Regions from separate parts of the Homo sapiens genome. Here region 1 is linked to region 2. Evidence: chromatin loops called from intact Hi-C (ENCODE). Cell type or tissue: testis. All regions are shown on one strand. Links, peaks and the distances in the headings refer to the core of each region. The heading gives the core; the rest is flanking DNA.

What was found. Hi-C counts contacts between places; a loop is a spot of excess contacts. Peaks named below come from ENCODE experiments on the same cell type or tissue, not always from the same donor. Only the 100,000 strongest peaks of a DNase experiment are listed, where the experiment ranks them.
Region 1: it touches region 2 in a loop (7-fold over the local background); 1 of 110 quality-filtered maps calls a loop at or near these places.

What each region holds. Positions count from the first base shown.
Region 1 is chr6:43,826,225-43,830,617 of GRCh38, forward strand. The region is part of intron 1 of LOC105375070 (a long non-coding RNA gene); the gene reads left to right. Among named protein-coding and RNA genes, the nearest start is that of LINC02537, 24 kb to the right of the region's middle. In testis, for the core only: no CTCF peak of the experiment used is centred there; a DNase peak (open chromatin) is centred at 2,667.
Region 2 is chr6:43,610,158-43,614,550 of GRCh38, forward strand. POLH (DNA polymerase eta) reads left to right here. Exons shown (of 11, transcript NM_006502.3): 10 at 397-566; 11 at 3,503-4,393. Among named protein-coding and RNA genes, the nearest start is that of GTPBP2, 17 kb to the right of the region's middle. RefSeq lists a silencer at 1,804-2,029. In testis, for the core only: no CTCF peak of the experiment used is centred there; no DNase peak of the experiment used is centred there.

The sequences.
Region 1 (4,393 bases), core at 221-4,220, 220 kb after region 2:
GCCACTCCCCCAACTTGCATTCCCCTTTCTTCCCCCACTGGCAGAGGAGGGGTCCTAGGGGTCTAGACCAGGCCTGAGAGGCTGGAGTAATGTATGCGGATGGAATGATGGAATCTGGTTGGGAGACAGGTGGCAATGAAATGAACCCCTTTTTGGATACTCCCCTCTGAGCTCACCCACCCGTCAGTCTTCTTGTCTCCATTCTTGACCTCCTTCCAACCTGGCTGCGAAGGTGACAGGGAGACCCCAGCTGCCTGCAGGGTCTGAGCAAGGACCAGATGGAGAGAGCAGCCATGCTAGACAGAGTGCAGACTAGAATCTGTGATTCCCAGCACCTGAGAGTTAGAGAGGGAGGGATCTTGGGTCATCCAGTCCAATGCCCTCATTGGCCAAGTGGGGTAACTGAGACCCATAGAGGTTTTTCCAAAACATACTGGAGAAACCACAGGAGAAGGCCCAATGATGGGACCTAGAAAGCAATTTGCTGGGGTGATGTGGGAAAATGCCAAGGTCAGAGTGAGTGAGGTGGCAAAGGAGACAGATACCCAGTGGGATGGAGGAGGGGCTGGGGTGTTTGCCCAGAGTAGCAGGGCTGCAGGAAAAGAAAACGAAGCATTTAGGATTCTTGCAAGATAAGACCTCAGGCAACCCCAAGGGTCAGCGGTCAGCTGGTCAGCTCCTTAGGAATGTGGGCCAGTCAGCAGCACCTTTGACTCGGCACCCTTGCTCTATAGCCCAGAGTGATCTTGCAAAAGTCATTCCCCCACAGAGGTCTTAGTCTCTCCATCTGTAAAGGGAAGCCAGCACACAGCCTTCTCAAAGGACCTCCCATCTCCACATTTCTACATCACAGAGAATGACACAATAGATTTGAGATACTTTTCTCTGTTTGGCATTTCTCGCTCTCCCTGTGCCTCAATTTCCACATCTGTAAACTAGGGATAAAAATGATATCTATTTCTTAAGGTGGTTGTAAAGATTAAATGAGTGATACATGTAAAGCATTTAGTACAGCGCTCAGCCCACAGAAAGCTTTTTGTTTTGTTTTGTTTTGTTTTAGAGACAAGTGTCTCGCTCTGTTGCCCAGGCTGGAGTACAGTGGTGTGATCATAGCTCACTGCAGCTTCGATCTCCTGGGCTCAAGCAATCTTCCTGCCTTAGACTCCTGAGTAGCTGGGACTACAGGTACACACCACCACACCCAGTTAATTTTTAAAATTTTTAGCGGAGATGAAGTCTTGCTATGTTGCCCAGCCTGGTCTTGAACTCCTGGCCTCAAGTGATCTTCTGGTCTCAGCTTCCCAAAGTGCTGGGATTACAGGTGTGAGCCACTGTGCTCGCCCCAGAAAGCCCTTAATAAATGTTACTTATCATTATTATTTTTGGTAATTAAGAGGGCAGTTGATTGCTATGCAGTTGTTGATGGCTCGTAGTGGGTTTCTTTTTTAATGAATGAACTGAGACAAGGGCCTCCTTGGGGCATTTTAAGGACAGCCTGGCTCTAGGGAGGTCCACATCCTATTCCAGATGCCACCCACACCCAGGCTGGAGAGCCCAGAGAACAGTGAGACCTAGGCCTGGAAGCACCTAGAACCCTACTGCAGGAGCAGCAAGGCCACCCTGGTGTCCCCAGCCCAGTGTCTCTGGGCCTGGGTTTTGGGCTTGGGCCTCAGAGGGAGCATCAGCAGCCCCTACCCCACCTCCATCCAGCTGGAGGCACCCTACCATGAGGGTGGCTAGAGATAGGGGAACAGCGAGAGGCATCCTGTGGAGGGTTTTCAAGAGGCTGTCCTGCTGAGGGTCAATATTTGCTCAGCTCTTGGACTGGCGCAGTCTATCACTGCCTCTGGCCCCTTACATTCCGGCCATCGCACCCCTATCTCAGGAACGTGCTCCCATCAACTCGGGAAACCACGCCCGACATGGGCAGTGGTCTGCCTTGGTCAGCCACTGCTCCCACCCCCGTTCCCAGGCAGGAAACCAGAGGCCCCACGAGGGAAGAGGTTGTGTACTCAGGCAGGTGCCTGGGAGATGCAGGCCAAGCCTGGGAGATGCAGGCCAAGCCTGGGAGCTGGGCACTGCCCTATCTGCCACCCCTTGATGAAGCCCCTGCCTCCTTGCCAGCTGCAGCCAATGGGGCAGGGGGCAGGACCTCACCAGCTTCCCTCCTAGAATCCTTCTTAAATTAGATAATTATTTCAGCAAACATTTCCTAGGCACCTACTGTATTCCCAAGAGGATTCAAAAAGAAAAAAGACTCTTCCCGGGCTTTCTAGAAACTTGTACTCAAATAGATTTATTTCAGCCATGAATAATGTCTAGGACCTCACTTAAAGGAAAAGAATCCTGAGGGACCCCAGTGTTACCTTAATATTAGATTCACTTAGATCTCTGCAAACATGCAACCAAGATACAAAACACTTTTCATGTTCAGCTTACATACAACTCAAAAAGAAGGATCAATTTGCAGTTTAATTACAAAGAAAACAACAAACTGATTTCAAATGGAGGGCACACACTTTAGTGTGATGTCTCTTGCTGAAACCAAATCATCACTTGCAGTGTGAACAGTGTGCAGGCTTGTTCTTCTTTGAAGGGGGACCTAAGAGGAATTTGCTTTCACCGGACCCAATGCGCCATTTACATATTAAGTCCCACCCCTGCACTTTTCTCATTGGCCAGGACAACTGGCCCTAATGAGCTCATTGGGGAGTATGCTTAAACTCATTTCCTGAGGTTAGCTTGCAACTGAGAAAACCCTAGCCAATGAAGGTGGAGGCCTCGGGACGGCATTAATTCCAGAGAGGGTCAGGCTATGCCTTCCCCTTGGCCCTGACAGTGTCTAGAGCTCTTGACTTTCATCCATTACCTCATTTGCACCCCATTCAAACCCGGAGAAGTGGGCAGGGCAAGTTCCTTCCGGGGTTCTTGAGTCTTTTACTCTGCCTCTGTGAGGGAAGGTGTAATTTTTTAAATTTCTACTTTTACAAGAAGAAAATAATATATATTTTTATGTCTCCCTTTTCTCTATAGAAGGTCGTGTACTTTGCACATGGCTCCGTAACTGTCTTGAGTTAATTCCATGTCTTTGGAGGATGTTCACTAATGGTACAAAAAGAATATCCTGATTTTTTTTTTACAGCTGCATAGTATTCCATTGTATGGCTGATCTGTCATGTATTAAACCAGGCTTTCCTTGAGTTAGGTCATTTCCATCTTTAGCTTTTACAAACAATCCTGCAGTCAATAATCTTGTACATGCGTCATTTCGCACGTAGTAGGTACATCTATAGCATCGATTCCCAGACCTGGGATTGTTCCTCTTGCCAAGTTGTTCTCCACTGAGATTGTAACAATTAAACTTTCACCAACAATGCATGAGGGTGATTATTTCCCCACAGCCTGGCCCACAAAGGGCGCTATCAATTTGTTTTTGGATTTTTGCCAATCTGATAGGTGAAACATTGTATCTTAATATAGTTCTAATTTGGACATGCTTTTATGTACACGGCGTCTGGTTGGGATGTGGGGAATGCAGTGTTGTATTGGGGAGCAAAGGACTTTCTAAGGCCAAGCTGTTGAGGAAGGATCTATGCACCTGACCTCATTTGATTTAACCAGTGGGCAACTGGCCAGAGAGAGACTGGAACCACCCAAGTCATCTCCAAATTTAAAGGTACCTGGAAAAGTCACTCGGCTTCTCCTTGCCTGTGGATGGGTGGGGTGGGGTCTGCACATCAGCTTAGGGCGACCTGTCAGGACGTTGCGAGGTCCCTGGGGTCTCATGTCAGTGGGGAGGTTTTCCCTGAGACCTAACTTCCTCCACTAAAGATCATTCCATTCTTCCAGGTTGGCACCCTATGGATTGGAAGAATCACAAGATGGGAAATGCCAGTGAATGAATAGGTGCTTATGTCCCTTTTAGTCTCACTGGAATCACAATTTCCATGGTGTCCCTCAGAGACCACAGACCCCGTTGGGAAGAAAAGAAGGTTAATTTAACATGATTTATTCTCTGTAAACCCATTCTTGCTCCATGCAATCCCTAGTCTCTTTCCTGATACTCATTCCTCTAAGGAGAGGACAGAAGCCACCTGACCCTAAACCCTCAGCCTGGCATTGCTGAGGCCAGGGAGGCTTCGTGTAGGATCCTCTCCCCTGGGAACCTGCCTGTGTGTTTAAATGCTGGGTCTCCTTCTTTGCAAATTGTCAGTCTTTACAATTTGTTACAGGCATGGTAATATACAAATGTGTGTGTGTGTGTGTGTATTGAGGAATCTGGCATTTAGGGTCAGCTTCCAGTCTGAGGTCAACAGCACCCCAGACCCAGCTTGGGACCGCAGAGCAGCTTAGTTTGAGGCTCAAGGTCAGCATCCCAGAAACTCTGGCCTGA
Region 2 (4,393 bases), core at 281-4,280:
TTCAAGCAATTCTCCTGTCTCAGCCTCCCGAGTAGCTGGGATTACAGGTGCCTGCCACCACGACTGGCTAGTTTTTTTGTATTTTTCAGTAGAGATGGGATTTCGCCATGTTTGCCAGGCTAGTCTCGAACTCCTGACTTCAGGTGATCCACCTGTCTCAGCCTCCCAAGGTGCTGGGATTACAGGCGTGAGCCACCATGCCTGGCCTCTTTCTCTTTTTTATATTTTATCTTTACTCTTTGCAGAACTCAGTTTACCTTTATTCTTGACTTTTAAACTACTGTTTCCAAACCATTGTCACCCTGGTTCTTTTAATTTCCTCTCCTGCAGTTCAGTACCTAGAATTCAGATGCTCCTCATAACTTTATTTCTGGTCTCCATCCTTTCCACCCACAGAATGACAGGGTAGCCACCCAGCTGGTTGTGAGCATTCGTGTACAAGGAGACAAACGCCTCAGCAGCCTGCGCCGCTGCTGTGCCCTTACCCGCTATGATGCTCACAAGATGAGCCATGATGCATTTACTGTCATCAAGAACTGTAATACTTCTGGAATCCAGACAGAATGGTGAGTTCTTTTCTAGCTCATCTTCTCAGAATAGATGATGATTCTTAGCTCTGTCTTAGCTCTACAAGACATAATTTTTATCATAAAGTTCCTCATTGTGTCTAATCACTCAAATTTTCACATGAGCTGAATTTCAGAAGATGAAATATGCTTTTATGTACAGATTAGTCCTTCAATGAGGTAAAGGGTAAATGTCATTTTAAAGTTATTATTAAAGTATCGGCCGGGCGCAGTGGCTCACGCCTGTAATCCCAGCACTTTGGGAGGCCAAGGTGGGTGAATCACCTGAGGTCTGTCTCAGTTCTACAAGTAGTAGGAATCTCTGTCTTAGCTCTACAAGTAGTAGGAATCTGAGCTCTTCCATCTGGGATAGACTCTGACTCAGACTACCAGTACCTGTTACTCTGGGAGAAAATACAGTACCAACCTCAGAAACAAGACAGCTCAGCACAGATCCTTTGCCGACAGCTGATACATTCCAGTTCCCAGGAGGTTAGACCCTTACTCTGTATTGGCTTGGTCAGGGAAATGACCAGTTGCACTTGGAGAACAGAGCTCAAATTTCAAGGATACATTTGGGAACTTCAAACTACTTGATTGTTCTATCTTAAAAGCATATTTCTTGATTATAAAGGTGACCTGTGTTCACTGATATTCTCTATCTGACATCCCAACTCAGTTACAAGCTCCACTGGTATTATACCAAATGTCATATTCATTAGTAAACTTCACTTCTGTTGGTCATGAAATATAAGCCTCTTTTTGGAGCATCTTCATTTTCTGTCCAGATATTAATGATTTTCAGGATTGGAATCCTTTAATTGCATATTTAATAAAGCCCTTACTTTTTTTAAAGTATTCCAAATTCACAATAGAAATATAATTATGAGAGAGAGGTAAGTCAGTTGCTCACTTACAGATGTATATTGAATATTATACAAAATAAAATCAAAGTTTAGTTAATCGCTTATTACTTATCTAAATATATTGGCAGTATAATTATGTGTACAGACCTATAATATGGTGGAGTCTCCTAGTCTTTGTTCATAGGGCCGGGCGCGGTGGCTCACGGCTGTAATCCCAGCACTTTCGGAGGCCGAGGCAGGCAGATCACCTGAGGTCAGGAGTTCAAGAGCACCCCAGCCAACATGGTGAAACCCTGTCTCTACTAAAAATACAAAAATTAGCCAGGCATGGTGGTGGATGCCTATAATCCCAGCTACTTGGGAGGCTGAGGCAGGAGAATTGCTTGAACCTGGGAGGTGGAGGTTGCGGTGAGCCGAGATTGCGCCATTGCACTCCAGCCTGGGCAACAAGAGCGAAATTCCGTCTCCAACAACAACAACAACAAATAAATAAATAAATAAATAAAGTCTTTGTTCTGAGAATAATTTACTTAATACTTCCTGATATATTTATTTTCAAATATTGAAGTTTTACAAAACCAAATAACAACCGTGGTACTAATGTACACATGAAACCTTATTTGAAAAGTTATAAATTGACAAACTATAACAAATACTACTCACCAACGGTGTGAAACTCCGTGATGCACAGGGAAGCATCAAAATTATCTGATTATAAGACTGTCCCAAAGCATGAAACCTGAGGATATTGGGATACTTTTTTTTTTTTTTTTTGAGACGGAATCTCGCTCTTGTTGTCTAGGCTGGAGTGCAGTGACGCAATCTCGGCTCACTGCAACCTCTGCCTCCCGGGTTCAAGCGATTCTCCTGCCTCAGCCTCCTGAGTAGCTGGGATTACAGGTGCCCGCCACCACGCCCGGCTAAATTTTGTACTTTTAGTAGAGACAGGGTTTCTCCATGTTGGCCAGGCTGGTCTCAAATTCCTGACCTCAGGTGTTTCACCCACCTCGGCCTCCCAAAGTGCTGGGATTACAGGCGTGAGCCACTGCACCCGGCCAATAGTGTAATAATAACTTTAAAATGACATTTACCCTTTACCTCATTGAAGGACTAATCTGTACATAAAAGCATATTTCATCTTCTGAAATTCAGCTTATGTGAAAATTTGAGTGATTAGACACAATGAGGAACTTTATGACAAAAATTTCTGATTTTTTTTTTTTTTTTTTTGAGAGGGAGTCTGGCTCTGTCACCCAGGCTGGAGTGCAGTGGCGCAATCTCCGCTCACTGCAACCTCTGCCTCCCGGGTTCAAGCAATTCTTCTGCCTCAGCCTCCCAAGTAGCTGGGTTACAGGCGTGTGTCACCACACCCAGCTAATTTTTGTATTTTAGTAGAGATGGGGTTTCACCATGTTGGTCAGGCTGGTCTCATACTCCTGACCTCATGACCCACCCGCCTTAGCCTCCCAAAGTGCTGGGATTACAGGTGTGAGCCACCGCTCCCGGCTATCACAAGAATTTCTTAAAATGTTTCTGAAATTGGGACTAGTAACGAAAAGCAGTTGTGGAATTTCATTCTCTAGAAATTCCAGAGTGGTAAGTCAGTCAGGGTTAGGTAGTGCCCTGTTTAAAAACAGGATAATGGCTAAGAGGATTTTTTCAAGTCTTTCTAGTCTAAATATTCTAAAGCTTTTTGTTGTCCTGAATAAAATTTCTTGCCCCAACCCTGAATTACAGCAGCTTTCCAGTGGTACCTTATAAAAAACAATAATCTCTAGCTGTCGGGAGGTGAGTGGTTGCTAAATTAGTGGTTCTCAAGACATAACATCAGCATCACCTAGGAAATTAAATTCTCTGTCATCCCAGGTCTGTTAATCTCTGATACACATTAACGTTTGAGAACCACTGCAGTAAAGAATAATTTCTGTGGCAGAACCAGAATGCTAGTCATCTATGGATTAAATCTGTCCTATGGTGAAATAAAACAGATACAATTCATGGAATTAGCAATAGGTCACTATTTTAATCTTCTAAATTGCTAATCATCTTATTTCTTTACTTTCTGTATAGGTCTCCTCCTCTCACAATGCTTTTCCTCTGTGCTACAAAATTTTCTGCCTCTGCCCCTTCATCTTCTACAGACATCACCAGCTTCTTGAGCAGTGACCCAAGTTCTCTGCCAAAGGTGCCAGTTACCAGCTCAGAAGCTAAGACCCAGGGAAGTGGCCCAGCGGTGACAGCCACTAAGAAAGCAACCACGTCTCTGGAATCATTCTTCCAAAAAGCTGCAGAAAGGCAGAAAGTTAAAGAAGCTTCGCTTTCATCTCTTACTGCTCCCACTCAGGCTCCCATGAGCAATTCACCATCCAAGCCCTCATTACCTTTTCAAACCAGTCAAAGTACAGGAACTGAGCCCTTCTTTAAGCAGAAAAGTCTGCTTCTAAAGCAGAAACAGCTTAATAATTCTTCAGTTTCTTCCCCCCAACAAAACCCATGGTCCAACTGTAAAGCATTACCAAACTCTTTACCAACAGAGTATCCAGGGTGTGTCCCTGTTTGTGAAGGGGTGTCGAAGCTAGAAGAATCCTCTAAAGCAACTCCTGCAGAGATGGATTTGGCCCACAACAGCCAAAGCATGCACGCCTCTTCAGCTTCCAAATCTGTGCTGGAGGTGACTCAGAAAGCAACCCCAAATCCAAGTCTTCTAGCTGCTGAGGACCAAGTGCCCTGTGAGAAGTGTGGCTCCCTGGTACCGGTATGGGATATGCCAGAACACATGGACTATCATTTTGCATTGGAGTTGCAGAAATCCTTTTTGCAGCCCCACTCTTCAAACCCCCAGGTTGTTTCTGCCGTATCTCATCAAGGCAAAAGAAATCCCAAGAGCCCTTTGGCCTGCACTAATAAACGCCCCAGGCCTGAGGGCATGCAAACATTGGAATCATTTTTTAAGCCATTAAC